Linked DNA regions of Mus musculus: regions 2 and 3 are each linked to region 1. Evidence: chromatin loops called from intact Hi-C (ENCODE). Cell type or tissue: gastrocnemius. All regions are shown on one strand. Links, peaks and the distances in the headings refer to the core of each region. The heading gives the core; the rest is flanking DNA.

What was found. Hi-C counts contacts between places; a loop is a spot of excess contacts. Peaks named below come from ENCODE experiments on the same cell type or tissue, not always from the same donor. Only the 100,000 strongest peaks of a DNase experiment are listed, where the experiment ranks them.
Region 2: a loop joins it to region 1, with 2.8 times the contacts of the local background. A loop is called at or near these places in 9 of 42 quality-filtered maps.
Region 3: it touches region 1 in a loop (7-fold over the local background); 38 of 42 quality-filtered maps call a loop at or near these places.

What each region holds. Positions count from the first base shown.
Region 1 is chr5:134,336,479-134,347,290 of GRCm38, reverse strand. No RefSeq gene overlaps it. Among named protein-coding and RNA genes, the nearest start is that of Gm46925, 6.6 kb to the left of the region's middle. In gastrocnemius, for the core only: CTCF peaks have their summits at 1,649 (motif pointing left), 4,113 (motif pointing right) and 5,770; a DNase peak (open chromatin) is centred at 1,636; H3K4me3 peaks cover 776 bases.
Region 2 is chr5:134,223,586-134,234,397 of GRCm38, reverse strand. Ncf1 (neutrophil cytosolic factor 1) reads left to right here and starts at 4,773. Exons shown (of 11, transcript NM_010876.4): 1 at 4,773-4,902; 2 at 6,243-6,323; 3 at 6,873-6,948; 4 at 7,084-7,249; 5 at 7,758-7,813; 6 at 8,601-8,723; 7 at 9,055-9,162. The coding sequence starts at 4,831. LOC115490142 (a long non-coding RNA gene) reads right to left here. Exons shown (of 3, transcript XR_003955803.1): 3 at 10,149-10,812. In gastrocnemius, for the core only: a CTCF peak has its summit at 6,633 (motif pointing left); no DNase peak of the experiment used is centred there; H3K4me3 peaks cover 2,414 bases; H3K27ac peaks cover 1,410 bases.
Region 3 is chr5:134,173,892-134,184,703 of GRCm38, reverse strand. Rcc1l (reculator of chromosome condensation 1 like) reads left to right here and starts at 7,937. Exons shown (of 11, transcript NM_033572.2): 1 at 7,937-8,304. The coding sequence starts at 7,990. Gtf2ird2 (GTF2I repeat domain containing 2) reads right to left here and starts at 666. Exons shown (of 16, transcript NM_053266.1): 1 at 446-666. In gastrocnemius, for the core only: a CTCF peak has its summit at 4,675 (motif pointing left); DNase peaks (open chromatin) are centred at 4,662, 7,960, 8,295 and 8,809; H3K4me3 peaks cover 2,355 bases; H3K27ac peaks cover 3,661 bases.

The sequences.
Region 1 (10,812 bases), core at 1,408-9,407:
TATTTATGTATAGATGCTCTATGTGCATGTACACCTGCAGGCCAGAAGAGGGCAGCAGATCACATTATAAATGGTCATGAGCCACCATGTGGTTGCTGGGAATTGAACTTGGGACCTCTGGAAGAGCAGTCAGTGCTCTTAACTGCTGAGCTATCTCTCCCTGTGATGGTTTGAAATGCTTGGCCCAGGGAGTGGCACTATTAGAAGGTATAACCTTGTTGGAGTAGATGTGTCACTGCGGGCATGGGCTTTAAGACCTTCAACCTAACTGCCTGAAAGCCAATCTTCTCCTAGCTACCTTCGGAAGAAGTGAAACTCTCAGCTCCTCCAGCCTTAGGTCTGCCTGGATGCTGCCATGTTCCCACCTTGATGATAATGGACTGAACCTCTGAACCTGTAAGCCAGCCCCAATTAAATGTTGTTCTTTATAAGAGTTACCTTGGTCATGGTGTCGGTTCACAGCAATAAATCCTTAACTAGGGAACAGAAAATCCTCACATACATCAAGTGATGCTCTATGACCTTGCTCCTTTATTTAAAACTGTTGGTTGAATAAAGATGCCAACAGCCTATAACTGAGCAGAGCAGCAGAATGGGATTCTGGTGTGTCTTAGGACAGCTACATCAATAAAATAAATAAATCTTTAAAACAAGCAAACAACCAGGCAGTGGTGGCACACGCCTTTAAACCCAGCACTTCAGAGGCAGAGGCAGAGGCAGAGGCAGGTGGATCTCTGTGGGTCCGAGTCCAGCCTGGTCTACAGAATGTTACAGTGGAGCTACATGGAGAAACCTGTCTCAAAAATGGAAGAAAGAAAGAAAGAAAGAAAGAAGGAAGGAAGGAAGGAAGGTCTTGCGCGTGCCCCGATTCGCCAGCAAGAACGACGCTGCAACAGGATCCTTCCACACACGTTTATTGGGAGAGCTTGATTGCAGAGGCGAAGTGACCCCAAGCCCAGAAATGGTGCTGCTTATATAGGCCTAGGAGAGGCGTGTCTCACACCTGGATTGGTTATGCATGGGTTATGCTTACCACCTTATTTGCATGCCTACATCTGATTGGTTAACTTGTCTCTCATCTGATTGGTTAATTTTGGTTAATTCTCAAAACCTCATCTTGGCAAAAAAAACTTTACTGCCTATGTATGCGTGGTGGCCAGCGGTAGCCAGCGCCACCCTGCAACAGCACATGTGGCTTCCCACAGGAAGGAAGGAAGAAGAGACAGAACAAGAAGCAAGACCAGGACCTGGAAATGCTTATAAGCCTGAGACCTGCATTTGGATCCCCAGCACCAAAATAAAAGCAGGATTGGCAAGGCAGCCTGACTATAATCAAAGCACTGGAGAGGCAGAGACAAGTCACACCTGGGGCAAACTAGGTAACTAGATTAACCAGAATTAACAAATTCCAGGTTCCACAAGAGTCTTTGCCTCAGTAAATAAAGTAAGCAGAGATAAGGGAAGGCACCATTCATCAACTTCAGGCCTCCGCAAACACATATGTAAATGATTCACACACACACACACACACACACACACACACACACACACACACACAGGAGAATGCTTAGCGGGCTCATTTGTCTGACAATACCACCCACCACCAGATAGAGCCGTGCCTCCAACAGCGCCACCTGTCGGCAGCCTGTCTGTACAGGGCTCTTAGCAATGGCTGGCACAGAGCGGGGCAAGGCTCTGTAGTAGATGATTCCTTGTACGAAGTGGAGTTGAGGGCCTGGAGAGATGACTCAGAGATTAAGCGCCCTTGCTGCTCATGTAGAGGACCCGAGTTCTATTCTCAGCTCCCACATCAGGTGATTCACAAACACCTTGGGACCCAACACCTTCTTCTGGCCTCCTCCCTACATCTGCACACATGTACACACACATGCAGACAGGTACATGTGAATAAAAACAAAAGGAAGTAGAGGCCGGGCAGTGGTGGCACACGCCTTTAATCCCAGCACTCGGGAGGCAGAGGCAGGCAGATTTCTGAGTTCGAGGCCAACCTGGTCTACAAAGTGAGTTCCAGGACAGCCAGGGCTATACAGAGAAACCCTGTCTAGAAAAACCAAAAAAAAAAAAAAAAAAAAAAGAATTCTGTCTGTCCGGATGGTAGAGACACTGTTGATGTGGGAGATCTTTCTCCTGCAAGTCTGCCACTTACCAGCTCAGGAAGGAAGCAGGCTTCATCCCCTCCCAGGGCTTGGAGCAGACATCCCTACAGAAGTGCTGGGTTGGTCCATGACTGTTAACCCACTACTAGGAAGGTAGAAGTAGAAAGATTGGGAACTAAAGGTCAGCTTTGTGGAGTTTGAGGCCAGCCTGGGCTACCTGAGACCTGTCTCAAAAAAAACAGCAAAAATAAATAAAAATAGGGACAGGCCTGTGTCACTAAGCCTGGCTAGCCTGGCTAACAACTCACTCTTGGTAGGAATTCTGATCTGGGATTTAATGACTTGGGCATGACAGAGGCAGAGGCAAGTAGATCTCTGTGAGTTTAAGACCAGCCAAGATGACACAGTAAGGCCCTGTCTCAAAAGCAAAATAAAATAAAATTAAAAATAAGCCGGGCGTGGTGGCTCACACCTTTAATCCCAGCACTCGGGAGGCAGAGGCAGGTGGATTTCTGAGTTCGAGGCCAGCCTGGTCTACAAAGTGAGTTCCAGGACAGCCAGGGCTACACAGAGAAACCCTGTCTCGAAAAAAAAAAAATAAAAAAATAAAAAAAAAACAACGATTTCAGGGGCCAGTTAGATGTTCCGGCTTGTGACAGTGCTTGCTATCAAGTCTCATAACCTGAAATGAATCCCCCGGATCCACATAGCAGAAAGAAAACCAACTCTTTTTGAGGTGTCCTGTGACCTCCGTATGTGCACCATGAACACATACATACAACATATGGATACTGCATAGAGAATAATATAAAAACATTCTAACAATAAAGGCAAAGAAGGGAAGCAGAGCTGGGAGGTGCATGCTGGTAATCCCACCCTCGGGAGGCGGAGACAACTGGATCCGTATCAGCTCAAGAGGAGCAAGCCCTACGTGGCAGATTCCAGACTGGCCATGGCTCCATAGAGTGAAGCCAGCCTCAGAAAAATAAAAGTTAAATAAAAAAGGGAGTAAGGGATTGGCGAGATGGCTCAGCAGTTAAGAGTGCTTGTTGTTGACGAAAAGGACCCAGGTTCAGCTCTCAGTACCCACGTGGTTGATCACAACCATCCATAATTCTTAGATCAGGGAATCTGATGCCCTCTCTGACCTCTGACCTCCCCTGGTACCAGGCATGTATGTGGTACACATACCTGCAAGCAAGCAAAACACTCATACACCTAAAAGAAATAAAAATTAAAAATTTTTTTCAGTTAATGCCAGGCAGTGGTGGTACATGCCTGTAGTCCCAGCACTTGGAAGGCAGAGGCAGGTGGATTTCTGAGTTCGAGGCCAGCCTGGTCTAAGAGTGAGTTTCAGAACAGCCAGGGCTATACAGAGAAACCCTGTCTCAAAAAAAAAAAAAAAAAAAAAAAGCCGAGAGAGAAAGAGAGAAAGAGAGAGAGAGAGATCCTATCTCAACCCTCCCCCCAAAATATATTTTGGTTTTCTGGGTTTTTTTTTTTTTTTTTTTTTTTTTTTTTTTTTTTGGTTTTTCTAGACAGGGTTTCTCTGTGTAGCCCTGGCTGTCCTGGAACTCACTCTGTAGACCAGGCTGGCCTCGAACTCAGAAATCCACCTGCCTCTGCCTCCGGAGTGCTGGGATTAAAGGTGTGCGCCACCACGCCTGGCTTGTTTTTTGTTTTTTAATTAGGTATTTTCTTCATTTACATTTCAAATGCTATCCCAAAAGTCCCCCCATCCCCTCCCCCTCCCCCCCAAAATATTATATTAAAAAATGAGATGGGTTGTTGGATAAAGGTGCTTACTGTAGATGCTGGAGTCCGGAGTTTGATCCCTGGGAGCCGTGTGGTAGAGAGAGAACTGACTCTTGCAAGTTTTCCTTTTAGGTCCACAAACAAAGAAAACACAGAAGTAAGTAAAACGCGCGGGCACGCACGCACACACACATATTTTAACAGGAAGAATTTATTTATTTTATGTATATGAGTTCACTGTGGCTGTCTTCAGACGCACCAGAAGAGGGCATCGGATCCCATTACAGATGGCTGTGAGCCACCATGGGGTTGCTGGGAATTGAACTCGGGACCCCTGGAAGAGCAGTCGGTGTTCTTAACCACTGAGCCATCTCTCCAGCCCTGCACGCACCCTTCTAATACATAATTCAACTAGGGGTTTGGGAAGGAGGAAGAGGAAGCCCCTCCCCCCACTTTTGAATGGTGCCAGGGAAGAGGCAGAAGAAAGCAAAGCAACCACACGAAATTCTGAAAATTTTCCTCCCATGATTCCCCAGGACCTTGCTTCGCTGCTCAAATATTTCAGTGCAGAGCCTCAAGCCCTGCCCGGGCGGAGTTGAAGCAGTTCAGGCTCTGGCTCTGAGACGCTGAGGGATGGTGGAGGAAGCTGCACAGTCAGCAGACAGGAAAGCTCTGGCTGAGGAAGAGGAAATAGGAGCAGAGAGGCTGGAACGTGAGAGACCATTGCCACCCAGTCCCAGGCTGCAGAGCAACCCCCACACAGGGGAGGGGGCGCCAAGATCGGCTGACACAAGACAGGCCAAGCGCATCATCAGCTACAATGTGGGTGTGGTGTGTTTGCGTGCATATGTATATGTGTGTGTTTGTGGGGGGGTGGGTTCGCACGCATACACGTGTGGGTGTGGAGGTTTGAGGTTATCCTTCTGTGTCCTTCCTCTGCAGTCATCTATCTTGTTTGTTAGGTTTTGTTTGTAGATTTGTGCTTGCTATTTATTTGTGCATTTGTGGGTATGCCCTTTCTCATACATGCCCAAAGAAGTCTAAAGAGGGCTTTGAATCCCCTACCGCTAGAGTTAGAGGAGGTTGTGAGCCATCTGTTGTAGGTTCCGGGAAATGAACTCTGGTCTTCTATATGGGCAGGAATTGTGTTTAACCACTGAGCCATCTTTCCATCCCTTGCTTTAGTGGTTGGTTGATTGGTTTGTTTGGTTTGGTTTTTCGAGAAACTTTCTCTGTGTTGCCCATGCTGTCCTGTAATTCGAACACACAGAGATTGGCCTGCCTCTGCCTTCTGAGTGCTGCGATTAAAGGGGAGCAACCTCACCAACTTGCTTGTAGTAGTTTTTGACCCGGGTGTCTCACTGACCTGGGGCTAACCTAGGAGTCCCAGGGACACTACCACTGTCACCTATCCAACCCTGGGTTACGACCACATGTCACCACTCCTTGCTTTTGACATTGGCACTGGGGATCAAATTCAAGCCCCAAGCTTGCAAGACAATAGTGTACCGCTTTGAGCCACGCCCCCAGGCAGGGTCCCAGTATGTAGCCATGGCTGTCCTAGAACTCACTCTGTAGACCAGGATGTCCTGGAACTCAGAGATCCTCCAGCCTCTGCCTCCCAAGTGCTGGGATTAAAGGCATGAGCCTCCACTCCTGGCTGCTTATTTTTAATTAAAAAAAAAAAATTATTGGTGGAGCTGGAGAGAGGCCTCAACAGTTAAGAGCACTTACTGTTCTTACTGAAGATCAGGTTTTGTCCCCAGTATCTACATCGGAACTCCAGCTCCAGGGAGTCGAACGCCCTCATCTCAGAACTGAGATGTCTGCTATGGTGGTTTTAATCAGAGGTCACTAGAGAAGCCCACGTGCCCAAAGTGTGCGTTTATACAGAGTCTCCATGGGGTGGCAGCAGTTCTTCATGTACATGGAAAATTGATTTACTCAAATTTTTAATTATTTTTTTCTGGCAACTAAGGTTGTTTTTACACACATCAACTTTGCCTGCCTTGAAATAATACCTATCATTTAAAAGTATTGAAACTGGACAGACGCGGTGATGTACGTCTGTAATCTCGGCGTGAAGTTGAAAGTCATCGCCAGGGCTACATGGAACCCTGTGTCTGAGGGTAATTTGTATGGGCTGTGGAGATGGATAGGTGGGCGAATGCGCTTGCTGCCTGGTCCCATGAGCTGGGTTAGATCTCTTGGACCCGCATGGTGGAGGGAAAGAACCAGTTCTCATGGGCTGTCCTCTGATCTCCGCATGTGCACCATGATATACACACCTGCCCCAACACACAAACAAGTAAATAGATGTTAAAAACTGATAAAGGAAGGCCCGGGAACATTGGCCTCTGTCTCTCACAAGTTAGGTGCACACAACACAGAGAAGGTTTGTTTCCTTTCTTTTCTTTTTTTTTTTTTTTTTTTAGGATTTATTTATTATTATAAATACGTACACTGTTACTGTCTTCAGACACACCAGAAGAGGGCGTCAGGTCTCATTACGGGTTGTTGTGAGCCACCATGTGATTGCTGGGATTTGAACTCAGGACCTTCGGAAGAGCAGTCAGTGAGTGCTCTTACCCCCTGAGCCTTCTCACCAGCCCCTCTTGGGTCATTTCTAAGTTAAAAATTCAACTCCTATTCCCACTACTGGGAAGACTGTTGTATTTGCTGCCCTGTTGAATAAAATGAAGCAAGCTGGGTGTGGTATTATCTCCTGAAAGCGTTTCATGCTTTGGGACTGATGAAGTTTGTCCTATTTTCCTCTTTCAGGCTGGCTGTCCTGATTTCTTTTTTTTTTCCAGTAATTTATTATTTAGTGCCACATACATTTTTCGTGTGTGCCCTCGCATGCCGTCGTGTCTGTGCATGTCATGTGGCATGCATGTGGAAGTCAGAAGACAACTTGCATGAGTTGACTCTCTCCTTCCACCATGTGGGCTCCTGGGGTTCGACCAAAGGTCGCCAGACTTGGCAGCAATCGCCTTTACCCTCGGAGCCATCCCTCCTTCCCTTGTCTCTATTGTCTTCGGATTGATACTCATCTCCGCTTACACAGGGAGGAAACCAATCAGCAAATGGCCAGCCTTACAGGATTGAGACAGAGAACCAAATACAGAGTGGGTGGCCCTGACACTGGAGAAGGGTTTCAGCCTGAGAGTCAAGGGCTGGGAAGATTAAACAGCTGTGCAGGGGCTCCCCTCTGACTAGGTAAGGTTGTCACCTGAACTTTCTAAGCAGTTTTGTTTTGCAACAAGGTCTCATATAGCCAAGAGTGACCTTGAACTTCTGACCCTCTGGTCTCCATCTGCTGAGTGCTAGGATACCAGGTACAGCCAAGCCTAGCTCTGTTTGGTTTTTTCTTCGTTTTTCCGAGACAGGGTTTCTCTGTATAGATCTGGCTGTCCTGGAACTCAGAAATCCTGCTGCCTCTGCCTCCCGAGTGCTGGGATTAAAGGCGTGCACCACCATGCCCAGTTTAGCTCTGTTTTTAAATGTGTGTGTGTGTGTGTGTGTGTGTGTGTGTGTGTGTATGTGTGCATATGTGTGTATGTGGGTTTGTGTGCATGTGTGTGTGCACGTACCTGCCACAGTATGCATGTGGGAAGTGAAGATCATAGGTGTCAACTTCAGGAGTCAGATCTTTCCTATCGTCTTGGGTCTCAGACTCAGACTCGCAGGCTTTTCTGCGAGCTCTTCACTGGATGAACCATCTCACCAGCTCTGGACTGCTTCTCGAGACAGAGGCTTGCACTACAGCCCAGGGAGTCTGGCATTCACTGTGTAGCTCAGACTGGCTTTACACACCTGTATACCTACCTCCTCCTCAACCGCCTGACTGTTGGGCTTCATTAGTAAGATTCCATAGAGCACTCTCTGGCCTCTCTCTCTCTCTCTCTTTTGCCCCCCTTTCTCTCTCTTCATGTGTTCCCAGTCGGTCTTTTCCCTTCTTCCTCTCTTCCCTCTCTTTCTGTCCCTCTCTGTCCCCTGTCTTTCCCACAATCCCTTCTCATCCCCTCTTCTCATGCCCTCAAATAAAATTCATTTTATTAAAAAAAAAAAAAAAAAAAGACTTCATAGCAGCTGTGTAGTGATGGTGGAGCACCGTCTTTGTCCCAGCACTCAGGAGGCAGAGGCAGGCAGAGCTCTGTGAGTTCGAGGCCAGCTTAATCTACAGGGTGAGTTCCAGGACAGTCAAAGCCTCATAGAGAACCCCGTCTCGAACCAACGGGGAAGATAGTGTTTCACAGGAGCCTTTGCGTTTATTTATTGGGCAGAGGCACACATGTCTTAGCGCTGGTGTAGAGATCAGAGGACAACCTCCAGGAGTCGAGTCTCTCTTTTGAGCATGTGAGTTGAGGGGTTTGAACTCACAGTCCCCAGCCTTGGCAGCAAGCACTTTTATCCGATGAGCCAGCTCGCTGGCCCCATGGCATCCCTTCAAGCCTGCCTCTTTGCAGACTGACTCAACATTGAAAGTGGTTTGCTGGTGAGCTATAATTTGCTAGGTCTTTAATTTAATATAATTAAGGCATTCCTGAAATCCGTACCTCTGCAACAGAAGTCACCGAGGTGACTCCTCAGGGACGTGACTGCCCTAGCTCCCTTCTGTCTTGTGTGTCTCTGCCCTAAAGTGGTGCCAAAAATAACAGTTATACTCTGGGCTGCTGCTTTCCTGCACTTTTATTTTAATTTTAAAAAATGGAACTGCCTGGTTTTTTTCTTAATCTTTAGATTCATTTTCTTATTATTCTGTGTGTATGAGTATCCTGTGTGCCACGTGCATGTGTTGTGCCATGCGCGTGCTGGGAAGCAAACCTGGGTCCTCTGAAAGAGCTGTAAGGGTTCTGTTGTTGTTTTGTTTTTCTGTTTTTCTACACGGGGTTTCTCTATGCAGCCCTACTGTCCTAGACTGCTCTCTATAGACCAGGTTGGTCTCGAACTCACAGAGTTTCACCTGCCTCTACCTCCTAAGTGTTGAGATTAAAGGCGTATAACACCTCCTCCCAACTTTACACCTTTTAAAATTAATGTTTATTTAGTGCATGCGCGTGCTCGCGCATGTGTGTGTGCATGTAAGAGGGAGAGTGAGAACATACAAGTGTGCCATGGTACATACATGAAGGTCAGAAGACAATCTTCAGGAGCTGTTTGTCTCCTTCCACAGTGGGTTCTGGCGCTATGAACCCACATCATGAGACTTAAATGGCAAATCCCTTTAACTATTAGGTCATTTTGCAGGTCCTTTTTCAAATTAAATTGTGTGTGTGTGTGTGTGTGTGTGTGTGTGTGTGTGTGTGTAGGGCCTGGTATCACATGCCTTTCCAGCACTTGGGAGGCAGAGGCAGGAGAATCTCTATGAATTCTAGGGCTAAATAGTGAGACCTTGTAACAAGCAAACAAACAAACAACACTTTTTTTTTTTTTTTGGAAGATACTGGAAGTTGAACTCAAGTTCTTGATAACAGCCCTGGTTCTGTGAACTACATCCATCCTTAGCCTAAACATGATCATTTTTTACCATATATTCTTCCTTTTATGAAGACCTCAAGTGTGATCTACCACTGCTACACTGACAGCCCATCTCAACCACTTTAAAAACATCTTTACAGCCGGGCAATGGTGGCACACTCCTTTAATCCCAGCACTCGGGAGGCAGAGGCAGGCGGATTTCTGAGTTCGAGGCCAGCCTGGTCTACAGAGTGAGTTCCAGGACAGCCAGGGTTACACAGAGAAACCCTGTCTCGAAAACAAACAAACAAACAAAAAATCTTTACATAGCCAGGGCTCCACAGAGAAGCCCTGTCTCAAAACAAACAAACAAAAACAAACAAAAAAAACCAGTCAATCAACCAACCAGAAACTCCCACATCTTTAGTTTGTATAGTGTGTGTGTGTGTGGGGGGGGTGTATGCATGTTCGGATGTGTGAGTGAGGGTCTCTGCTCCCTCTCCACTCCACTGTAGGAACAACACACACACACACACACACAGAGCTTTCACATGGGTGCCAGGACTTGAACTCTGGTCCTCTCATGTAGCCTTCCCCAGCCTTGAGTAGGCTAGCCCAGACCTTGCTGCCACTGTGAATGAGACCACCTGGGGTGGAGCCTTCTGACCTAGATGGCTTTATTGTTCTGTCACCTGCTGCTGCTCTTCTCCAAGAAGCTGCTACCTGCTGAGAGACTGAACCTGTCTTCCTGAGAAATTCCTGAGATAGCGGACAACCTGTGGACTTGGCGACCTAATGCTAACAGCTCTGACAGACTAGTGCTAACAACTTAGCAACAAAGCATCAAGAAGCCTGGGGTGGCAGGGGATGGGCCTCCCCCCTTTATAAGAGCAGACTCTTAGTAAACTTTGGGCCATGATTGGAAATCTGTCTTGGTCTCATTACTTCTCGCCATTCTCTCCTATACAGCTCCGGCCTCCCATTCATGAACCCAGTTAGTGTGGCCGCAGGCAGCTACACTCATATTTATGCGGAACCTGCTTTCCTGACTGTGCCACCTCCCAGCCCCCATCTTACCCACTTCCAAGCATGGCTCTTTACCTTTAAGTGTGTGGGCTGGAGCTGTAACTCAGTGGGAGCCCTGGGTTCCACCCAGGTACCAAAGAAAGAAAGAAAAGTGGGGTGTTTAAAACATTCACAATTAATCCCAGCACTTGGGAGGCAGAGGCAGGTGGATTTCTGAGTTCGAGGCCAGCCTGGTCTACAAAGTGAGTTCCAGGACAGCCAAGGCTATACAGAGAAACCCTTTCTCGAAAAAACAAACAACAAAAACAAAAAACATTCACAACATTGTGCGAGAGATTCCCCACAAAACTTTTCATTTTGCAAAACCAAAACTGAGTCTCCACTGAGCCAGCCCTCCTTCCCTCAGCCCGCATCAATGCCACTCTCTCTCCTGTGTGAATGCAGCTCTGCACCC
Region 2 (10,812 bases), core at 2,813-10,812, 110 kb after region 1:
CTGAGGCCACTTCACTGTCCTCATCTCCGGCAGCAAGCTACTTTTCATGATGTCTTCCCGGTCTAGACTTGGGGGTTTCCTGGCTAAGGACATGGCCAGCCTGGCCTCTGGTCTGGGGGAAAGCCAAGTGGCTGGGCAGAGTAGGAGACAGGTCCCAGTCCTACAGCCAGAGCAGGAGGGCCTGCCACCTCTGCCTGTCCTGGCCTAGTGGGAAAATCTCTTTTAGGGCTTATGCTGGCTGGCTTCCTGAGATTGTGCCCCCCCCCCCATTCATTCATTTGTTCAGTCATTCATTCACATCACTCCAAGGCCAGTGATTAAAGGGTATGGGCCTGAGAGGCTGGGAAGATGACTCAGTTCCCAGCACCTGCCTGTGGCTCCAGGTCCAAGGAATCTGTTGTCCCTTTTTGGCCTCCATGGGTGCAAGCACACTGGTGGCATACACACACATAAGTAAAAATCTTTATTAATAAACAATGTGGCCGTGCAGTGGTGGCAGAGCCTTTAATCCCAACACTTGGGAGGCAAGGGAAGGCGGCTCCAGTCCCAGGAGACTCAGTGCCCTCTCTGGCCTCTGAAGGCACCAGGTGTGCACGCAGTGTAAGAACACACTGGAAGACAGATGCTTATACACTAAACAGCCATGGCATTATAATACAAAGTGAGTAGTGGTGGACCCAATAAGGTTAAAAAATTCTGTCTCCCCAAAACATCTTTTACCCACGGCTTCCTCTGCTTGTTTGTGCTCTGTATTTTGGGGGAGGCAGGAAGTTTGTTAGCCCTTTTATTCCCCACCGCTGTGTGTGTGTGTGTGTGTGTGTGTGTGTGTGTGTGTGTGTGTGTGTATGCTCGCATGCGTGTGAAGTCAAAAAAGGGTCTCTAATGTCCTGGAATTTACTGTGGGTAAGAACTTCAAGAAGAGCATGGCCCAAACACTGAGCTGTCTCAGGAGTTTTGAACCGAGGACCTGGTACATGCCCTAGCACATGCTTGTCAACAACACTCTTCATCCTCAAAACACTTAAAAAAAAAGGGGAACTGGGAGATGGCTCAGCGGTTGCCTGACTCCAGTTCCCCGACGGTGAAAGGAAAAAATGGACTGCTGCTGCAAGTTGTCCTCTGATCCTGGTACACAGGACAACTTCCACCCCACCCTCACACCCCACCCTCACCCCCCGCCAGAGAAATAAGTATAGTTTCCAAAGTGTAAAAGCCCGAAAGGGGGCACACACACACTTGTTAATGCCAGCACTCAGGAAGGAAGAAGAGGTAGAAGGATCTGGAGTTCAAGTTGGAGGACAGCCTGGGCTACAGGAGACCATCCCTAAAGACCAAAAGGTAAAATAAATAGTTCACAGGCACTAAAAATAAATCGTTTGCCCTGACAGGAAAGAAAGAGAATAAAAGGGAAATTGGCCCTGTTTATAGAGGTCATTGGAAGGTGAAACACTTAACAAAAGATAGCCACAGATTGCCTCTGTTTCTCATTGGGGAGGGGAGGGGAAGAAGGGGGAGGTCTCAGGAGGGCAGTGAGAAGGTGGCTGTGTGTGACCTCAGGCCACCGGACAGGCCCACTGTCTGCAATTACGAAAGCACCCACAAGACGAGAAGGAAGTGCAAGGGGCCTGATGCAAGTCACCCTTGGAACTTTCCACAGCCTGTCGCCTGCCGGGCCAGGTGCACAGCAAGCCTGGTAGTTTCACTGGACTTTCCAGACCATGCCGTTAGGGACTGAGTGTGGCCCAGACTTCAATGGCCAGCATTGGAGAGCCAGCCTGAGTGCGAGCCAGGGCTACCAGGTCTACTACTGTTCTCAGCTCCTTACTGTAGTAGAACTTACCCTCAGGGCTGGGTGTATCAATAGCCCCACCCTACCCCCCCCCCCCATCCAACTGGAGACTGAGAGAGCAAGATTGAGAATTCCAGGGTAGCCTGAATAGCTTATCTTAGAACGACAAGAAAGGTTAGTGATGTAGCTGGGTGGTAGAGCACTTTGCGGGGGTGGAACACCAGAGACGGGCTAAAGACGTGGCTCGGAAGTAGAAGGCTCTGTACTTTTAGAATCTTCAGACTTGCACCATAACCTGGCCCCACCCACTTTCTCTGGGTCCTCGCCAGAGTCATTATAAGGAGGCACAGCATTGTGCCAGTCAGGTTGTAGACAGAAGAAGTCTTGAGACCTGTGACCCTGGTGACCTGGTAGCTTCTGAGCCACCCACTGGGGAACAGGAGAGGGCAGAGGCACTGCCTTACCTCCCACCCCACCTCTGCTGCTTTAAAGTTCTTTTCTTTTTTTTTAAGATTTATTTATTTATTTCATGTATGTGTGTACACTGTCACTGTCTTCAGAAGAGGGCATCAGATCCCCATTACAGATGGTTGTGAGCCACCACGTGGTGGCTGGGAATTGAACTCAGGACCTCTGGAAGAGCAGATAGTGCTCTTAACCACTGAGCCATCTCTCTAGCCCCTGCCACTTTATTTTTCTAAACAGGGTTTCTCTGTGTAGCCCAGGCTGTCCTGGAACTCACCCTGTAGACCAGGTTAGTCTCTAACTCAGAGAGCCGGCTTGCCTCAGCCTCCAGAGTGCTGGGATTAAAGGCATGTGCCACCACCATCACCAGGCGCAGCCCTGCCCCCTTTAAAACTGTTTCACTATATCTCTGGCTGGCCTGGAACTCACATCTGCCTGCCTCTGCCACACTAGGGAGATACACAATGTTCTCTGTCCATCTGCTTCCTTCTCTGTCTGCATAGTCAGTCCACCGTAGTCACCACCATCAGTCCAGCCCAGGACCCAGGCTCACTCCTCCCAGGAAATCCGTCTAGTCAGCTCAGGGTGAGGCTCTGCAAGAGAGGCCTGCTGACCGCGGCTTTTTGTCTCTTCTCCTCCAGTGTTGGTGACATTAGAGTCCTCCTCCACTGCTGGAATTAAAGACACTTGCCACCATGGCTGGCTCCCAAGTTCCCTTCCAGGCTGAGCTGTCTGAGAAGTCAAATTCTTCTATGAAGGGCTAGTACACGGTCAGATGTTGTCTTACCTATGTGGGTGTCTACTGATGTCTACACCTGCGTGCAGACATCATCTCTCCGGAGTCTCCTTGGTTTCTGAGACAGGGTCTACTGCTAACTTAAAACTCACCTGGAGACTAGGCTGGCTGGCCAGTGAGTCCCAGAGACCTCCTGACTCTACTTATTTAGTGTAGACACCAGAAGTTAGGCAGTGGTGGCACATGCCTTTAACTACAGCACTCAGGAGGCAGAGGCAGGTGCATTTCTGAGTTTGGGCCAGCCTGGTCTACAGAGTGAGTTCCAGGACACAGGGCTACACAGAGAAACTCTATCTGGGAAAAACGAAAAATAAAAAAGTACATACTTTCCAGGCTAAGGGAGGGCTCCGTGGCTGCGACTGCTTCTCTCTCTTGCAGAGGGATCTAACTTCAGTACCAAACATCAATGTCTGCTATTTCACAACTGCCTATAACTGCATCTACACACACACACAAACACACACACACAGAGGATTCTGAGCTTTTCTTTATTTTTTTAAAAAAGTTTTTTTTTTAAATGGTTTTTCGAGACAGGGTTTCTCTGTATAGCTCTGACTGTCCTGGAACTCACTTTGTAGACCAGGCTGGCCTCGAACTTAGAAATCCACCTGCCTCTGCCTCCCAAGTGCTGGGATTAAAGGTGTGTGCCACCACACCTGGCTTTTTAAAAAGATTTATGTATTTATTTTATGTATATGAGTACACTGTAGCTGTACAGATGGTTGTGAGCCTTCATGTGGTTGTTGGGAATTGAATTTAGGACCTCCCCTTGCTCAGGTCGGACCCTCTCACTTCAGATAACTCTTCTCTCTCCATCAGTCCCTGCTTTCTCCGCCCAAAGATTTATTTATTATTATACATTGCAGATGGTTGTGAGCCACCATGTGGTTGCTGGGATTTGAACTCAGGACCTTCAGAAGAAGAGCAGACAGTGCTCTTACCCACTGAGCCATCTCGCTGGCCCTAAACTTTTCTTTAATGTAGGTTCTAGAGATAGAACTCAGGTCCTCAGGCTTGTATGCCAAGGACTTTATCTGCGGAGCCATGTCCAGTCCTGGTCCTGTAAAGACAGGACTTCTAAAGTCAATCTCACGTAGGCCAGGCTATCTTCAAACTCATTATATAGCTGAAGCTGGCCTTGAACCCTTGATTCTCCTGCCTCTACCTCCCAAGGGCTGGGGTCACAGGCTTTTTTTTTTTTCCTGAGATAGGGTTTCTCTGTATAGCCCTGGCTGTCCTGGAACTCACTTTGTAGACCAGGCTGGCCTCGAACTCAGAAATCTGCCGGCCTCTGCCTGCCACCACACCCAGCTTTTTTTTTTTTAAGATTTATTTATTTATTTTATTAATCTGAGCATGCTGTAGCTGTCTTCAGACAACACCAGAAGAGGGCATCAGATCCCATTACAGATGGTTGTGAGCCACCATGTGATTGCTGGGAATTGAACTGAGAACCTCTGGAAGAGCAGTCAGTGCTCTTAAGCACTGCACCAGCTCTCCAGCCCCATGTTTGTTGGGGGTGGTTCAGAACTGTAGAGAGGCCCCAGTGCCTGGGTTGGGCCATGGTGTCGGTAGAACAGGTTTCTGTGCTTCAGGGCCCCTGGCTGCCCCACCACTCTGTTGAAGCTCAAAAATTCTCAGAAAGTGAAAGACTAAGTCTAAGAGCCTCCTGGGCCTTCCCCGCCCTTACCCCACAAGCAGCAGAAACCACTTCTTCTTTTTAGTGTATTTAAGGCCCAGCCCAGGCTATAGAGAGAAGTGTCCCTGTCACGGCCCAGCCATGGGGGACACCTTCATTCGCCATATTGCCCTGCTGGGCTTCGAGAAGCGCTTCATCCCCAGCCAGCACTATGTGAGTAGCCTAAGAGTGCCCTGCAGGAGCGCATAGTGGGGACAGTGCTATCACTCTGCTGCTACCCAAAAACCACCTGGACCAGGGAAGGAGATGAGAGGAAGGGAGACCAGGGAAGGATGTGAGGGGAAGGGGGACCAGGGGAGGATATGGGGGGAGGGGTCCAGGGGAGGATATGAGGGGGAGGGGGACCAAGGGAAGGATGTGAGAGGGAGGGGGATCAGGGGAGGATATGGGGGGAGGGAGAACAGGGGAAGGATATGGAGAGAGGGAGACCAGGGGAAGGATGTGAGAGGGAGGGGGGACCAGGGGAGGATATGGGGGGAGGGAGAACAGGGGAAGGATATGGGGAGGAGGGGTCCAGGGGAGGCTATGAGGGGGAGGGGGACCAAGGGAAGGATGTGAGAGGGAGGGGGACCAGGGAAGGATATGGGGGGAGGGAGAACAGGGGAAGGATATGGGAGGAGGGGTCCAGGGGAGGCTATGAGGGGGAGGGGGACCAAGGGAAGGATGTGAGGGGGAGGGGGACCAGGGGAAGATATACCTCCGTGGGGACCTCTCAGGCACAGGGCTTTCTTATCCTTGGGCTTCAGGCTTCTCTTGGGTGTTCACAAAGGACCCTGCCATGGTGAGCAGATACCCCTGTGCACCGTCCCAGCTGCCTCCCTCTCTGTCTTCACACTGAGCCCCCAAGCATGCCAGAGCTCAACCTTACCCTCTGTCCAGTGCCTAGGACCAAGGCTCATTCCTACCAGGAAACCTCCCTGTCTAGTCAGCTCCAGGAGTGGCCCTGCATGGCAGCCTGCGAGGCCTGGAAACTGTGGCTTTTTTTTCTCTCCTCTTCTATGATATTGGTTACTGAGTTTGGATCCCTAGTAGGGGACGATGTCTCCCGTTTGCCCTGGGGAGATGAGGTCGAGGAATATCTGCCCATATATCTAGACTCTATCACTGGGTCTGCTCGGCCCAAGGCAGGCCAGAGATGGTGCCGCCCAGCACTTGTAAGCTGTTTACCTGGGACCCTCAGCAGTTAAGAGCTAAGTCTCCCCTCCCTCCTCCCTCCCTCTCTAAATATAAATGTTCTGAATCATTCCACAACCAAAAGCCACACCAGAAGAGGGGACAGCGGTCACCCTGGGTGTTTCCTTCATGTCCTCCATCCCTCCCCTGGAGACAATCACAGGGGTATTTTTAGACAGAGTCTCACAATGTAGCAAAACCCCCAAAGATTGCCTCACCACAACCCCTCAGCCTTCCATCCAAGGCTAAAAAGGCAGCCCAGGGGCACAGCATGGTCCTCGTGGGTGCTGAGTGCCCCTCTCGGCTCTAATGCCCCTCAGGTGTACATGTTCCTGGTTAAGTGGCAGGACCTGTCGGAGAAGGTGGTCTACAGAAAATTCACCGAGATCTACGAGTTCCATGTGAGTGTTGGGGGAGGGGCAGATTCGAACTGCAGCTTTGCCTCTGCCTTTGTGGACCTCAAGCTCAGCATGTATCTGAAGTCAGATTAGCCTGGGGTACCTAGAGATTTCCGAGGGCTACATAGTGAGACCCTGTCTCAAAATAAACAAATGAAGGAGACAGGGACAGAGGAGATAACACACACACACACACACACACACACACACACACACACACACACACACACAAAGGGGGTGGGTGGGTGGGAATGAGAATATTTCAATGGGACTTTTGTGGACCCAATGGCTCCCCCTCCCGGTGAGTGTTATGAACTGCTCCAACTTAGATCTTTTCGAGCACCCCTTTTGTTCTTTCTCATGTATCTAAGACTGGCTTCAAACTCATTACACAACAAGGATGCCTTTGAACTCCTGATCCTCCTGCCTCAATTCCTGAGTGTGTGCACCCCACGTCCCATTTCTGCAATGCTCAGGGTGGAACCCAAGACTGCGTGCATACTAGGCAATCTGTGCCACGGAGCCCAGCCCAGGTTTTCTTCTTCTATCTAGAAAATGCTGAAGGAGATGTTCCCCATTGAGGCCGGCGAGATCCACACAGAGAACAGAGTCATCCCACACCTCCCGGGTGAGAGCACGGCTTGAGCCCCTCAGCAGGGTCCTCTGCCCCAAGGGTTGCTCCTCCTCTGCTCTCTAAAACCCCTTTCCACACACTTTTGGACTTGTGTGAGTGTGCTCATGGGTCTCTGGCTCCCCCACCCAGCACCCAGGTGGTTTGATGGGCAACGAGCCGCTGAGAGTCGCCAGGGCACTCTCACTGAATACTTCAACGGCCTCATGGGACTGCCCGTGAAGATCTCCCGCTGCCCACACCTGCTGGACTTCTTCAAAGTGCGGCCTGATGACCTGAAACTGCCCACTGACAGCCAGTGCGTAGCCACCTCCCCCGGGGGGAGGAGACGGGGACAGAATGCACAGGGCGTGAGGGAGCCCCAAGTTCAGAGAGGGTGAGGGACTGCCCCACAGACAGACAGTGCTCTAAACCTGTGCCCTGGCCAACACTGCATCTACACAGGTCCATGTCACCATGAGGCATTCAAGAGGGGTCAGAAGGGACCCCCTCTCCCGGAAGCTTATGGGAGCCCCTCCCAGGCCAAGCATCTCTATCTTGCTGGCATAGAAGGCTGGCTTTGCCATCTCCCTTGGGTTTGCAGTACACTGAGCTTGCTCTGTGTGCCCCCTCCTAAGTATGGCTGCATAGACACCCCCCTCATTTGTAAGACACTCTGTGTCCCCACTCTGCCTCCACTCCCAGGGCTGGGCCAGTGGATTCCTTCTCTCTGTGGTGACCTTCCTTTCCCTGGTTCCTTTTTCTCTTGGAAAGTCCTCCTGCCGGTGTAACCTGAAACCCTCCCTTCTGGCCTGTTCTTTCTCCAGGGCGAAGAAGCCTGAGACATACCTGGTGCCCAAAGATGGCAAGAATAACGTAGCTGGTAAGAGGCTAGAGGTGCCCAGGGGCGGGGGAACCCAGGGGCGGGGGAACACAGATACTGTGAACAGGACATAAAGACCTGGAGTGTGGGGTTGTGGGGACAGAACACTGAGGAGGAGGGGCTATGGGGTCATGTCACCTTGGAGATTGGGGCTGTCATCACCAGCATAGTCCAAGGCAGGAGAATCAGGAGTTCAAAGTTATCTTTGGCTCCATACACTGAATTTGAAGCTATCCTGGGCTACATGAGACCCTGTCTCGAAAGACAAACAGGGCCAGGTGTAATGATGCCTTGAGTCTAGTGCCTGCATGAATTCCAGTCCAACTTGATCTACGTAGTCAGTTCCAGGCCAGACCTACACTGTGAGACCCTGTCTCAGAACAATGCATTTGAAAGCCACAGAGGCTGGGCTGGAGAGATGGCTCCCCAGTTAAGAGCACCGACTGCTCTTCCAAAAGTCCTGAGTTCAAATCCCAGCAACCACATGGTGGCTCACAACCATCCTAACACGATCTGATCCCCTCTTCTGGAGTGTCTGAAGACAGCTACAGTGTACTTATGTATAATAAATAAATAAATCTTAAAAAAAAAAAGCCACAGAGGCACTCTGGGGGCATGCTAACCTCATCCGCCATCATGAGCTTGGCTGATCTCCAGTTTGCAGTGTGTGACAACTCCCATGAGCCTGGAGCTGGGTAGCTTCTCATGTTTTCCTCGCTGTGCCCCCACGGGGGGGGGGGGCTGCCCTCCCTGCTGTGTCCATTCACCCTGCCCTCCCTCTGTGCAGACATCACAGGCCCCATCATCCTTCAGACCTATCGGGCCATTGCTGACTACGAGAAGAGTTCGGGAACAGAGATGACCGTGGCAACCGGAGACGTGGTGGACGTTGTGGAGAAGAGCGAGAGCGGTCAGCCCCACCCCCCACCCCGGTCTATTTTTTTTTTGGCGGGGCGGGGCGGGGGGAGCATATGTAGCCTCTGAGTTCATGCTGAGGCCCAGGTCACCTCCGGCCTCCATCTCAGACCTATCCCGTGCCTAGATTGCATTAAGGGGCGCTGTCCCACAGGCTCGCAGCAAAGTCCTCTGAGCTCGTGCTCAGGGGTGGGATCTGAGTGTAGAGTTTGGGGACATTGGTGAGTGTGAGCACTGGGTGTCCTCACCACTGTCGTGGAGGAGGAAGGCAGCCAGTCGCCACCCTCACTTTCTTCTCTGTGCCTCCCCCCACCCCCACCACATAGGCTGGTGGTTTTGCCAGATGAAGACAAAGCGAGGTTGGGTCCCTGCATCCTATCTGGAGCCCCTTGACAGTCCCGACGAGGCGGAGGATCCGGATCCCAACTACGCAGGTGCTTCCTGCCCTCTGAGGCAATAGCGGGTGTGGGGTGAGGGAGAGAAAGGGGGCTCTCCCAGTATTTTCAGCTTGGAGGCCTGGGTAGATTGTGATGGCGTTGGTCAGGAAAGAGGCAGAGCAGAGGGGCACAGAGAAGGCAGCCAGGACCATGTGAGCAATGTGGAGTCTGGTACCAGGGTGGGGGAGGGGAACAGAAAACTGAGCTGACAAAGGCTGGGAAGAAGGGCTTCCTGGAGGTGGCATTGACATGGACCCCCAAGGGTAAAGTTGGCACCTCCAGGGCTTGGATGGTCTGCACTGAGTTTGAAAGCAGAATTTTTTGGCTATGTTTTAAGACTTGGAGATTCCAGCTGGGCGTGGTGGCGCACGCCTTTAATCTAATCCTAGCACTTGGGAGGCAGAGGCAGGCGGATTTCTGAGTTCGAGGCCAGCCTGGTCTACAGAGTGAGTTTCAGGACAGCCAGGACTATACAGAAAAACCCTGTCTCGAAAAAAAAAAAAGAAAAGAAAAAGACTGGGAGATTCCACTGGATGTAGTGGGGCATGTCTGTCACCTCAGCTATTTAGGAGGCTCAGACTGGAGGAGCTGCAGTCCAAGGCTGCTGAGGCAGACTGCAGAGCATGTCCCAGTCTGGGCAACGTAGTGACATCCTGTTAAAAAATATTGTGGTGTGTGTGCACACGTGTGTTCATGCATGTGTGCGTGCATGTGTGTTTGTGTGTCTTTGGTGTGTGTACTTGTGTGTACTTGTGTGTGTATGCATGTGGTATGTATGTGTGTGTACATGTGTGTGCATGTGTGTGTGGGTGTGGATGTATTCGTGTTACTGTACTTTCTATTGGGGTGATAAATCCCCCGTGACCAGAACCAGGTTGGGGGAGCAAAGGGTTTATTTCATGTTACACTTCTAGGTAAGAGATCCATCAGTGAGGCAACTCAAAGCAGGAACTGGGGGCAGAAACTCAAGTAGAGGCCATGGAGGAACAGTGCTCACTGGCTTGCTCAGCCTGCTTTTTTATACAATCCGGGACTGCCCGCCCAGGATGGCAGTGCCCACATTGGGCTGAGGCCTCTCATATCTATTAAGCAAGAAAATGCCCCCACAGACTTGCTTTCAGCCCATTCTGATGGAGGTGTATTTTGGTAAAACCTCAATAGAGGCTACACTTCCCAGATGACAGCTTAGGCAAAACCAACTAAGCCCAGCGTGCATGCACACATACCCACACACCACATGAACACACATGCTAGCACTGGGAGTGTGTAGGTCAGTGGTAGAGCCCTTGCCTAGAATCCCCCAGTGAGGGGCTGGGGGCGTGGCTCAGTGGTAGAGCCCCTGCCTAGAATCCCCCAGGAAGGAGCTGGGGGCGTGGCTCAGTGGTAGAGCCCCTACCTAGAATCCCCCAGGGAGGGGCTGGGGGCGTGGCTCAGTGGTAGAGCATGTTCAGTTCATATTACAAGCCTTTGGTCCTATCCTTACAGTATATAAAATGTTATCTTAAAAAAAAAAACGTAGGGGCCCTCTTCTGGTGTGTCTGAAGACAGTTGCTGTGTACTCATATGAAATAAATAAAATAAAAAACTTAGAAAGGGAAAGCCAGAAAGAATAGCTCTGAGGGGACTGAGGCTGTGTGCTTGTGGTAG
Region 3 (10,812 bases), core at 1,470-9,469, 160 kb after region 1:
GCCACAAACACCAAACGCCCCCATAATCCTGGAGCCAACAAGCAAAGCCAGCCGCCGAAGGTGGAGCCAGAGCGCCGTTGCTAGGCAACCGCGATGGCCCCGCCCCTTCCCCTAACCAATCAAGGGTTTCTAAACACAGCGCAGGTACGTCAGGTGGCGCGTGACCTCGGCACGCACCGGGCGCAGCTTTCCCCGCCTCCTCGCCCCGTCACAACCAATCGAAAGCGAGATTTTGGTGCGCGCCTGGCGTGCGAAAGTCGCCTAACCCCACGTCTTCCCCGCCCCGCCCCCCACTCTTCACGGCCCGATCGCGGTAGGGAAAATGGGGGTCGGCGCTGACCACCGGGCGCCCGAAGGTCCCGCCACGCACCCCGAGAGATCGCTCTGCCCCGGCGGGGACTCCCGGAAGCGGAAGTTGTGAGGGAAGCGGCGGCGGGATACGCACCTGAGGGCCCTGCTTTGCGGGCCGCGCCGGGGGTCTGGAGCCTGGCTTGCGCGTGCGCAGCGGCTCTGCGCCGGCGACCGCAGCTCGGGGGCCGCGGGCGCCTCCTCTCCGCTCCCTTCCTGTTTTTCGTTTTTATTATTTTTTCTCCCTCTTTTTTATTTTATTTTTTGTCTTTGTTTGCTTCCTGGAAGGAAGGTCGGCTTCCCGCGCGTGGCCGAAGCACCCCCGGTGGGGACGGCCACTTCCGGTGCGCTGCAGGACGGCTTCCGCGAGGCCGCCGGCCGGGCTGCGTGGCGTGCACGTGGCTTCGCGCCTTCCCTGGATGTGCATGGCCGTTCTGGATAGATAGAGATATTTTAAAATGTGGTTGTGCGTGCACGTGGAAGCGGAGAGGTCACCCCACGTGTTACTCAGGCACCCACTCCCCCCACCCCCCGCGACAGAGTTTTTCTTGTAGCCCTGGCTAGCCTGCGTTGTAGACCAGGCTGGCCTCGGACTCAGAGTCCACTGCCTCTGCTTCCCGAGTGCTGGGATTAAAGGCGTGCGCCATCACACCACCTACCTTTTAGGACATTGCATTTCCTTTAAAACTAATTTTTGTGCCTGTGTCAGTTCTATGTTCTTGTGTTTGCGTGGCTGCATGTCTCGGGAGCTATTCGTAAAGCACCATCTGTTGTAAGTATTTTGCCACCCTGTTTATATGCACCACGGGGAGGCCAGAAGAGGTCACAGTATCCCCTGGACCAGGAGTTTCAGACGGTATGGATGCGGGAACTGATCAAGTGTTCTTAACCACGGAGCCATCCCTCCAGCCCCACTTTACAAGGGTTCCAGTTTTATTTGTTTGTTTGCTTTAAAATATACTGGAAAGGGGGTTGGAGCAGTGGCTCAGCTGTTAAGAGCTGATAAGTGTGCTTTCAGAAGACCAGTGTCTGTGTCAAGCACAGCACACGTGCCTGTAACTCGCATTTCCAAAGGATTGGAATCCTTTGGCCTCTGTATGCACCCACACCCGCTTAAAAAAAATAAAATATTTAAAAAATACTTTTAAAGATTTGTTGCTTGGTGTACATGCCATTAATACTAGCATTCACAAGGAAGAAATAGGCAAATCTCTCTGAGTTTGAGGCCAGCCATGACTACATATAAGATCCTGTCCCAAAATAAAATGAGAACACTTTGTTCATATCAGGAAAGGCTGTGTAGCTTCCGACATAGTTTGTATTTGCTCGTGTTCTTGAGCTGGCTCCAATAAATCCTTTCCTCCCAGGTCACAAGTGGGTCACTGATTGCTAGATCCTATGGTGTTCGTCCAGCCTGAAAATCTCTTGCTCTGGCTACTTGTCAAAATCAGGTCACTCACCCTTGCAATGTGGCCTTTTAGGGCACAGTGCTTGGTGGCTGTTCTGGCTCCCACTCAATCTCCTTTCTTCCCACTCTCAGATTGCCATGACGTTTCCTACTTTCTGTCTCCAAGCTCTGCTGTCTGCCCTCAGTCCTTGACTTACTTAGTTTTAGGATTATTAAATAACATTTCCGTGTTGGGTGGTAGTACAGGCCATTAATCCCAGCACTCTGGAGGCAAAGGCAGGGGGATCTCAGAGTTCAAGGCCAGCATGGTCTACAGAATAAGTTCCTCGATAGCCAAAGATATGCAGAGAAACCCTGTCTCAAAAAGCATAACAATAACAACAAAACAAAAAAAAAAAGGCCCCCAAAACATTTACAGGATTTACAGGTCTTCAGTCTAGACCAGTCCTCTGAACTGGAGATCTGTGTAGCCAGAGTCTGTTTTGAAATCTCCACTCTCGAGATGACCAGCCTCAGGAGGACAACATGGCGCACCCTCTCCCTAGTCTTCTCCTCCTCCCTATCTCAAGGTCACAGGTTTCAGCCTACAATACTCGGATCCCATGGGATGGGAGCAGGTGCTGGAGGGCCTGCTTCATTTCCTGACAGGAAGCAGAGGAAGGAAGAGGGAGGGAGAGGGGGAGGAGAAAGGAGGGAAAGGAAAGGCAAGGCAAGAAAAAAGAAGAGACTTAGAGCTACATCATCAGTGAGCCACTTCCTCCAGCTAGGTCCTGAAATTTCCAGAGCACCCCAAATAGGGTAATCAGCTGGGGTTCACGTTTTCAATATATGGACTGGGGAGGACACTACCCCGACCATAATAGCTGGTTGAATTTTCCTCCCTCCACCACCCCCTGCCCCTCCCCCCTCTTCCTTCCTTCCTTCCTTCCTTCCTTCCTTCCTTCCTTCCTTTCTTTCTTTCTTTCTTTCTTTCTCTTTCTCCCTTTCCTTCCTTCCTTATTTTCTTCTCTCTCTCTCTCTCTCTCTCTCTCTCTCTCTCTCTCTTTCTTTCTTTCTTTCTTTCTTACCAGGCTGGCCTCCAACTGCCTCCTGAGTGCTGGGGTTAAAGACTTAAGCTACCACATCTGAGTAAATATATCCTAACTTATTAAAAAGAAATAGCCAGGCAGTGGTGGCACACATCTTTAATCTCAGCACTGGAGAGACAGAGGCAGGTGGATCTCTTGAGTTGGAGCCAGCCTGGTCTACACAGCAAGTTCCAAGATATAGCCAGGGCTATACTGAGAAACTCCCACCTTGAAAACAAACAGGAAAAGAAAAGAGGGGAGGGAGAGAGGAAGGAAACGGACACACACAAGTGTGTGGTACCATCTGGACTCCATGTGGACATGTGCACACACAAGCACACAGGTCCTAAAATAAAATAAAAAGCACTACTCGGGAGGCAGGGGCAGGAGATCTCTGTGAGTTCAAGGCCAGCCTGATTTACACAGCAATCTTCACGTCAGCCAGAGCTGCATAATGAGACCCTGTCTCAAAAGTTATAAATAAGCTACACATTGCAATCATAAAACATAAGCATCAGCAAGAGAGGCTAATTAAGAAAAGTGGGTCGTGTTTAGCAACCAGCAGAGTGCAGGATCCGCTCAGGCTGGTGGCCCGCACCCGTGGTGACACTGGTGAATGCTGCCTTCATGAGCAGGAGAACTCAAGGGTGAAGTGCCATTACGACTGTAAGTGCTACTACTATAGTAGTTAGCGTCTCTCAATTAACTCAGGAATTTAATGCAATCTCAATAGTAAAACCCAGTGGAATTTTATTACTGCTACTTGACAAGATGACTTTTAAATTTTCATGGAAGTAAATGTTACGCATAGCAAAGTCAATTTGGTGAGAAAAGAAAAGAGAACAAAACAGGCACCCTTGAATAAAAATGAGAACATACGGCACAGCTTCCGGAGCCTTGTTGTAGGATGAATTCATTTTTTTCCTTCCCCTGTTTTATTTCCAGACAAGGTCTCATTGTAGCCCAGGCTGGCCTCAAGCTCACTATGTAGCCAAGGATGACCATGAACGGATCCTCCTGCCTCTGCCTTCCAAGTGCTGAGAAGAGAGGCTTTTGCTCAGTTCATGTTCATCTTCCTCATAGATTCTAAATAGTATTTCAAACACTGAGATTATGTTTGTGGTAGACAATAAATTATTTTGGGGTAACGAGATATCCGCTTGGCCTCATGGGGTGGCACACACCCTCAATCCCAGCACCTCAGAGGCAAAGACAGGTGAACTCTGAGTTCCACACCAGCCTGCTTTACATAGTGAGTTCTAGGTGAGCCAGGGCCATTCAGTCAGGTCTTGTTTCAAAAAGAAAAGAAAAAAAAAGTCTATTAACAGTTTTTAACTGTGGGGTGGTGAGATGGCCCAGAGGATGAAGGCACTTGCCTTTTGAGTCTGAAATTCTTGAGCCCATCCTTGGAAGCTCCATGGTGGAGGGCGAGAAGTGACTCCCTAAAGATGCTTTCTAACTTCTGCACGTAACGCTGTGATGTGCATTCACCCCCAAATACATAAATGGAACATATTTTATTATGTTTTAAGATTGAGACTGGACTTGGTAGTGCTTGCCTGTAATCCTGGCACCCAGGAGGCAGAGGCAGGAGATTCAGGAGTTCAAACAACACAGCAAATTAAATACTAGCCCGGGCTACGTTAGACCCTGTTTCAAAAACCACAAACATTTACTTCTGTTGGGCTCTGGCTAGAACTCAAGAACTTGCACATACTAGGTGATCATGTTATCACTGGGCCACACTCCCTGCTTCTGACTACAATTGTAAATCTCATTCGGAGAATTCGACTGTTGTGTCCCTTGTCACAAAACAAGAACCAAATTGATGGGCAAGCATCGCCACCTAGTGGCCATGATTCACACTGTAGATGTCCTCTTGGTTGCAATTTTCGAAGGTTTTTTTTTTTTTTAAAACTTTTATTTATATGCATGTGTGCATATCTGTATGAGTGAATGCCACATGTGTTCAAGGGACCCTGGAGACAAGACGTCTATGTCAGAATCCCTGAAGCTGGAGTTGTTAGGTGGTTGTGAGTCACCTGATATGGGACCTGGGATCCAAATTTGAGTCCTATGCAAGTGCAGCAAGCACTCTTTTTTTTTTTTTGGTTTTTCGAGACAGGGTTTCTCTGTATAGCTCTGGCTGTCATTTGTAGACGAGGCTGGCCTAGAACTCAGAAATCCGCCTGCCTCTGCCTCCCAAGTGCTGGGATTAAAGGCGTGAGCCACCACACCCAGCTTTTTGGCTACTTTTATCTTTCGAACTAGGGTTTCACTATGTCAGCCAGACTGGCCTGGAACTAGGTATGTAGACCAGACTGGCTTCAAACTCAGAGATCTGCCTTTCTCTGGCTTTGGAGTGGTGAGAGTAAAGGTGTACACACCGGGCATGGTGTACAGTTCCTCCTTCACCATGCCTGCCTGGATACTGCCATGCTCCCACCTTGATGATAATGGACTGAACCTCTGAACCTGTAAGCCAGCCCCAATTAAATGTTGTTTTTATAAGACTTGCCTTGGTCATGGTGTCTGTTCACAGCAGTAAAACCCTAAGACAACACCTAATGACATCGTTCCACTCACACACCAGCTCCTTGCCAGACTGTTTAGTCAGGAAAGATACTTTGGCATCCGTAAACCGTCTTCATCCTCTTTCATTTTGCCCTCCATAGTCCAGATCTTTTTTGGGGAGTGGGGATGGGATAGGGTTTCTCTGTGTAGCCCTGGCTGCACACAGTCCTGGAACTCACTCTGTAGACCAGGCTGGCCTCAAACTTACAGAGATCCACCTGCCTCTGCCTCCTCGGTGCTGGGATTAAAGACCTGTGCCACCACTGTCCGGCTTTGGTCCATATCGTAAGACACACACACGTCCTCACTTCTTGCCTTGGCTTTCCGGGGTTGGATTGACTTTGCTTTCAGTTTATACTGGGAAGTCAGGTCCCTCCTTGTGAGTATCAAGTGTCTTTCTTGGTCCATGCTCTGCTCTCCTGAGACCTGACCTGAGACTGATCTGGATACTGTAAGCTGAAGCTTATGAATCTTGCAGCCGCATCCTGTGGTGAAGCATCCCCTTTGGGGAAGGACTTCGCCTGGATTCTAAACAACAGGAGGTGTGTCCCTTATCACATGAAAGCAATAGGCCAGCTGACTGCCGGCCTTCTTGGTGATTTACATCCCCACTGTAGCGGAGAGCTCTGTAAAGCTCTTTTCTGGGTGCCCCACCTTTTAGTTTACTTTGCATTTATTTTGTGTGAATGTGTGGGGAGATGCCCATGATGCTGAATCGGCCCGGAGGTCAGAGGACAACTTGCAGGTGTCTGTTCTCTCCTTCGGCCCCCACGTGGTGGTCCTGCCTGGGATTTGGGCTTGGCGGCACACACCTATGCCCTAAAGCCATCCTGTTTGTCCCCCATGTATCCCCTTATCTCATTGGAGGATTTTGCTTTATGAAACAGTGCTACATCCTGGCAAAGCGGTAAGAACGCAGCGATGCCACACTTCACAGACTAGGTGTGTAACATATCCTTGAGCTTGTCTTGGGATTAAGTACACATTGGATGAAGTATGGGGCTTCAGATGGACCTCAGTTGACAGTGTGTTTCTAGCATGCAGGATGCTCTGGGTTCCATCCCAGGACTGTGTAAACTTGGCATAGTGGTGAACACTGGAGATAGGCAAAAAGGTCAAGAGTTCAAGGCCATCCTTGGGTACATAATGAATTCAAGCTCAGCCTGGGCTACATGAGACCCATCTGAAGGAAAACTAATTAGTACGTTCCTGTTTATCAAGAAATACACACTAAGGATGAGCAAAGGGAGTTCGGGGGGAAGGATCCACTCTGTATTAGGGGATAACTTTTAGGAAGCCCTGCCATGGACTGTAGTCTTTATTTCAGGGACTGAATTTCTCTGTGTAGCCTTCATGCTGGAATTGAGATCTAAAGGAAGTAAGAAGGGCCCCTGGAAGCCAGGTGTAGTTTAATCAGGGTTGAACCTGGCACACTGGCATGGGTCTGTAATCCCATCACTTGGGAGGCTGGGGTAGGAGAACTGTAGTGAGGTAGAGGCTAGCCTGGGTTACAGAGTGAGACCCTGTCTTAGAAAAATATTCAATTAGAGGGCTGGAGAGAGGGCTCAAGAGTTAAGAACACTGTGCAACAACAATGACAAACAAAACAAAATACTGTTTACTCTTCCAGAGGACCAGAGTTCTAATTCTAGCATTCACATGGGGGTGTGTGGGAGTGGGGTATCAACTGTAACTGCAGTTCTAGAGAATCTAACACCCTCTTCTGAGGCCTCCACAGACACTATACACGCAGGGTACACAGATATACATGCAGGTAAAGTACCCATATGCATGAAATAAAACCGCCTAAAATAAACTAAATCAACCAATCAGTGCTGGGTATGGTGGCACACACCATTCAGGAGGCAGGGGCAGGTTTGAGTTATCCTGGTCTACAGGAACAAAGCAAGTTCCAGGCCAGTTAGGGCTAAATAATGAGATTCTGTCACAAACAAACAAACAAACAAACCATATATATTAATAGGTTTTCTTTCTTCTAGGGTGGTTTGCAATTTGCAGCAATATTCCTGCCTCAGCCTAAAGTTGGGGTTACAGGTGTGAACCACTGTGCCCAGCTACCTTCCCCAGTTTTGCTTCCATGAGATAAGCATCTAGGATGTTCCCTCTGTCTCCTTTCAGTATTTATACAAAACACTTCTTGGAATTGGGAGAGTAGTCTGTGTTAACCTATACCCTAAGGATGTGTGAGGACCTGGGTTCAATTCCCAGCTCCACCTAAGTAACTCCACACCAAAACTAACACACACACACACACACACACACACACACACACACACACAGAATTTAAAAAGGGGCAGTAAGAATCATAGAACACTTCACAGACATCTTCAAATAATAGCTTGACACTCATTTAAGTCCCCTACTCATGGATAGACGGTGAAGCCATAGCCTTCTCAAGTCTTTGCTTTCCTGGAGTAGTAATCATCTGCCAATAGTAAACATGGTTGTCTTTCCCTTAGCGCGTCGCCTTCAGCCAGTAGTAAGCATGGCCGTATCTACTTCCGCCAGGCTAGAGGTCAAGGGTGACACAAGATGGCGGCGCCCATAAGCGGTTGAGGCGTGACGCGGAGGATGTTGGCGGCGGCCCGGGCTCTGCGGGGGCCGCGGCCGAGGTGGCCGACACCGGCTCGCGAGCACTGGACACCGGCCGGCCGTTCGCGGAGCCGGCGAGAAGCGGCCGAGGCCGAGGCGGACGTTCCGGTGTTTCAGTACGTGGGCGAGCGCGCGGCTCGCGCCGATCGCGTCTTCGTCTGGGGCTTCAGCTTCTCCGGGGCGCTCGGGGTGCCCAGCTTCGTGGTGCCGTCCTCGGGGCCTGGACCGCGCGCCGGCCTGCGGCCCCGACGCAGGATCCAGCCGGTCCCCTACCGCCTGGAGCTGGATCATAAGGTGGGGGCAGTGGCATCCTCGCTGGCATCTCTTAGGGAACTTTCTTCCCCGCGTGGCCGGATTTCCGGGAGCAATGACCTCCGAGATCCCGGGATCTGCAGAGGGAGGCATGAGGGGTGGCTGCCGAGAAGTCTGTTTCTCCCAGTGCTCCGTCCTTCACTGCTGAGCCTGTTTATCACGTCTGTGGATCTTGGGGTCTCGTTCAGCATTTTTAGCAGTTTGCTTGTGGCTCGAGAGAGTTTGGTGTCTTCCCTTACTTTCTTGCCCATTGGCGTAGCTTGACAATCGCACCAAGGATTCTGCCCTTAGATCATTCGCTCAGGCCCCCCCCCCCCCCAAAAGGCCGGAGCTGTCACCTCCCAGTTACAGAGGATGAAAGGGAGTAGCAGAGAGGTCAAGTAAGGTCCAGGGCCCCACAGCTGGGTGTAAATGGTGGTATTTGTAACTTAGACTAGACAGCTCCCTTGAGGGACGGGACATTCCACAGGTCGGAGGTGTGTCGGCTAGAGTCAGTGATGGGCAGCCGGAAAAGGAGATGCTCATCTGAGCGGTTAGAGGGGAAATAGGAGGTTGCCCATGGAGCTTCTAAGGTGGCTCACGCCTTTAATCCCAGCACTTGGAGGCGGAGGCAGGCTAATTTCTGAGTTCGAGGCCAGCCTGGTCTACAGAGTTCCAGGACAGCCAGGGGTACACAGAGAAACCCTGTCAAAAAGGGGGGGCGGGGAAGAGGCTCACTTTTCAAAAGGGCTCAGCCCGGCAGCCGTGGTGGCTCACATCTGTAGTCCCAGGACTTGGACTGGACGGTTGAGACAAGAGGATTGCCACAAGTTGTACTCTAGCTTGGGCTACACAGTGAGACCCTGTCTTTACCCTCGAAATGCTGTTATTATAGCCGTGTGCAACCGTTTCTGGTTTAAGTGGTGCTGGGGACGGGGAACCCAAGGGTTTTTGCCCTACAAGCACTGTGTCCACTGAGCTACTTTCTCCCTCCCAGTTCTCTTTTCTATACAGAGGTCTTTTTGCTTCTAGCTACCTGGTTGTGTTAACATCTTTAGTTGGAAACAAACAAACAAGCACCCACTCACCCTTTCTTTTGGTAGCAATAAAAAGTATTTATTTATACTTTATAGAAGTGTGGTTTGTGATGGTGGGAGTCAAACCCAGGATTGTGTCACATTGTTAAAGGCAAGTGTTCTACCACTGAGCTATACTGCCAAGCCCTACAGTTTTTTAATTTATTTTTTCTGATGTGTGTATCTTCTACTTTGCAACTTTGCTGCAGTTGTTAAGTGGGTCTATACATTAAAAATATTTTTTATGCCTATGGCATTTTGCCTGCCTGCAACATGTCTGTATCATTTGTGTGCCTGGAGCCCATGGGGGCCAGAAGAGGCTGTGAGAGCCTGTAGATCAGGAACTACGGAAGGCTGTAAGCCATCTCTCCAGCTCTTGGTCCTTTTTGTTTGTTTTTTAGTTTGGTTTTTCAAGACTGGGTCTTCCTATACATAGTTCTGATGGTCCTGGAACTAGCTTGGTAGACCAAGCTGGCCTTGTAACTGACAGAGGTCCACCCACCTCTGCCTCTTGAGTGCTGGGATTAAAGCCACCAACCTGGCCCCAGCCCCTGTTCTTACAGACTTTTGTGTATTTCTTAGTGTTTTTTATGTCTGGGTTGCCTGTGAATAGAGGTAGTTTTATGGACTTGTTTCTAATTGGGTGCTTATTTTCTTTTCCTTGCTTGGTTTAATGGGGTGGAACTTTCATTATAGTGTGAAATTGGATTAGTAAGAGCTAACTCTTTTAAAATTTTGTGTTTTGAGACAGGGAGTTTATACGTAACCCATGTTGGCCTTAATCTCAGTGTGTGGTCCAGAGCGACTTTAAACTTGTGATCTCCCTGCTTTAGAATCCTGCTGCCTGCTGGCATTGCAGGTGTGAGACACCAGACCCGGTCTTATCTAATTCTTGCTTGTGGGGAAGACATTCAGGAACCTCTCCGTAGACTGTGGCTGGAAGCCCCCTCCTGGTACATTATAATGTCAGTGTTAGGGGACACTGTTAGATACTGCTCAAAGCTTCTCACACATGAACAGAATAAATGGCACCGTGTGCCCATCAAATGATTGTTGAGTATTAAATAAACAGGCATCACTAAACATGAGAATAATCTTAGTGTGCTGGGCATAATTTTTAGACCTATAGGGGTCGGTCTGTCTGTCTCTCTCTGTGTATGTCTGTTTGTCTGTCCGTTGCTGTATGCTTGTCTGTGCATCACTTGCATGCCTGATGCCCACATAGGTCAGAAGAAGAGGGCATGCTATCCTGTGGAGCTGGAGCTACAGACAGTTGTAAGCAGCCACGGGCTGGGACTTGAACCCGAATCTTTCCTGCTTCCTCTCATGCCGTCCAGTTAGCTTCAGCCTCCCATGTAGGTCATCTCCGTGGCTCTCAAGCCGAGCCAGAAGGACGGTGGCTCTAGGAGGCTAGAAAATTGCAGTGCTGCAAGGT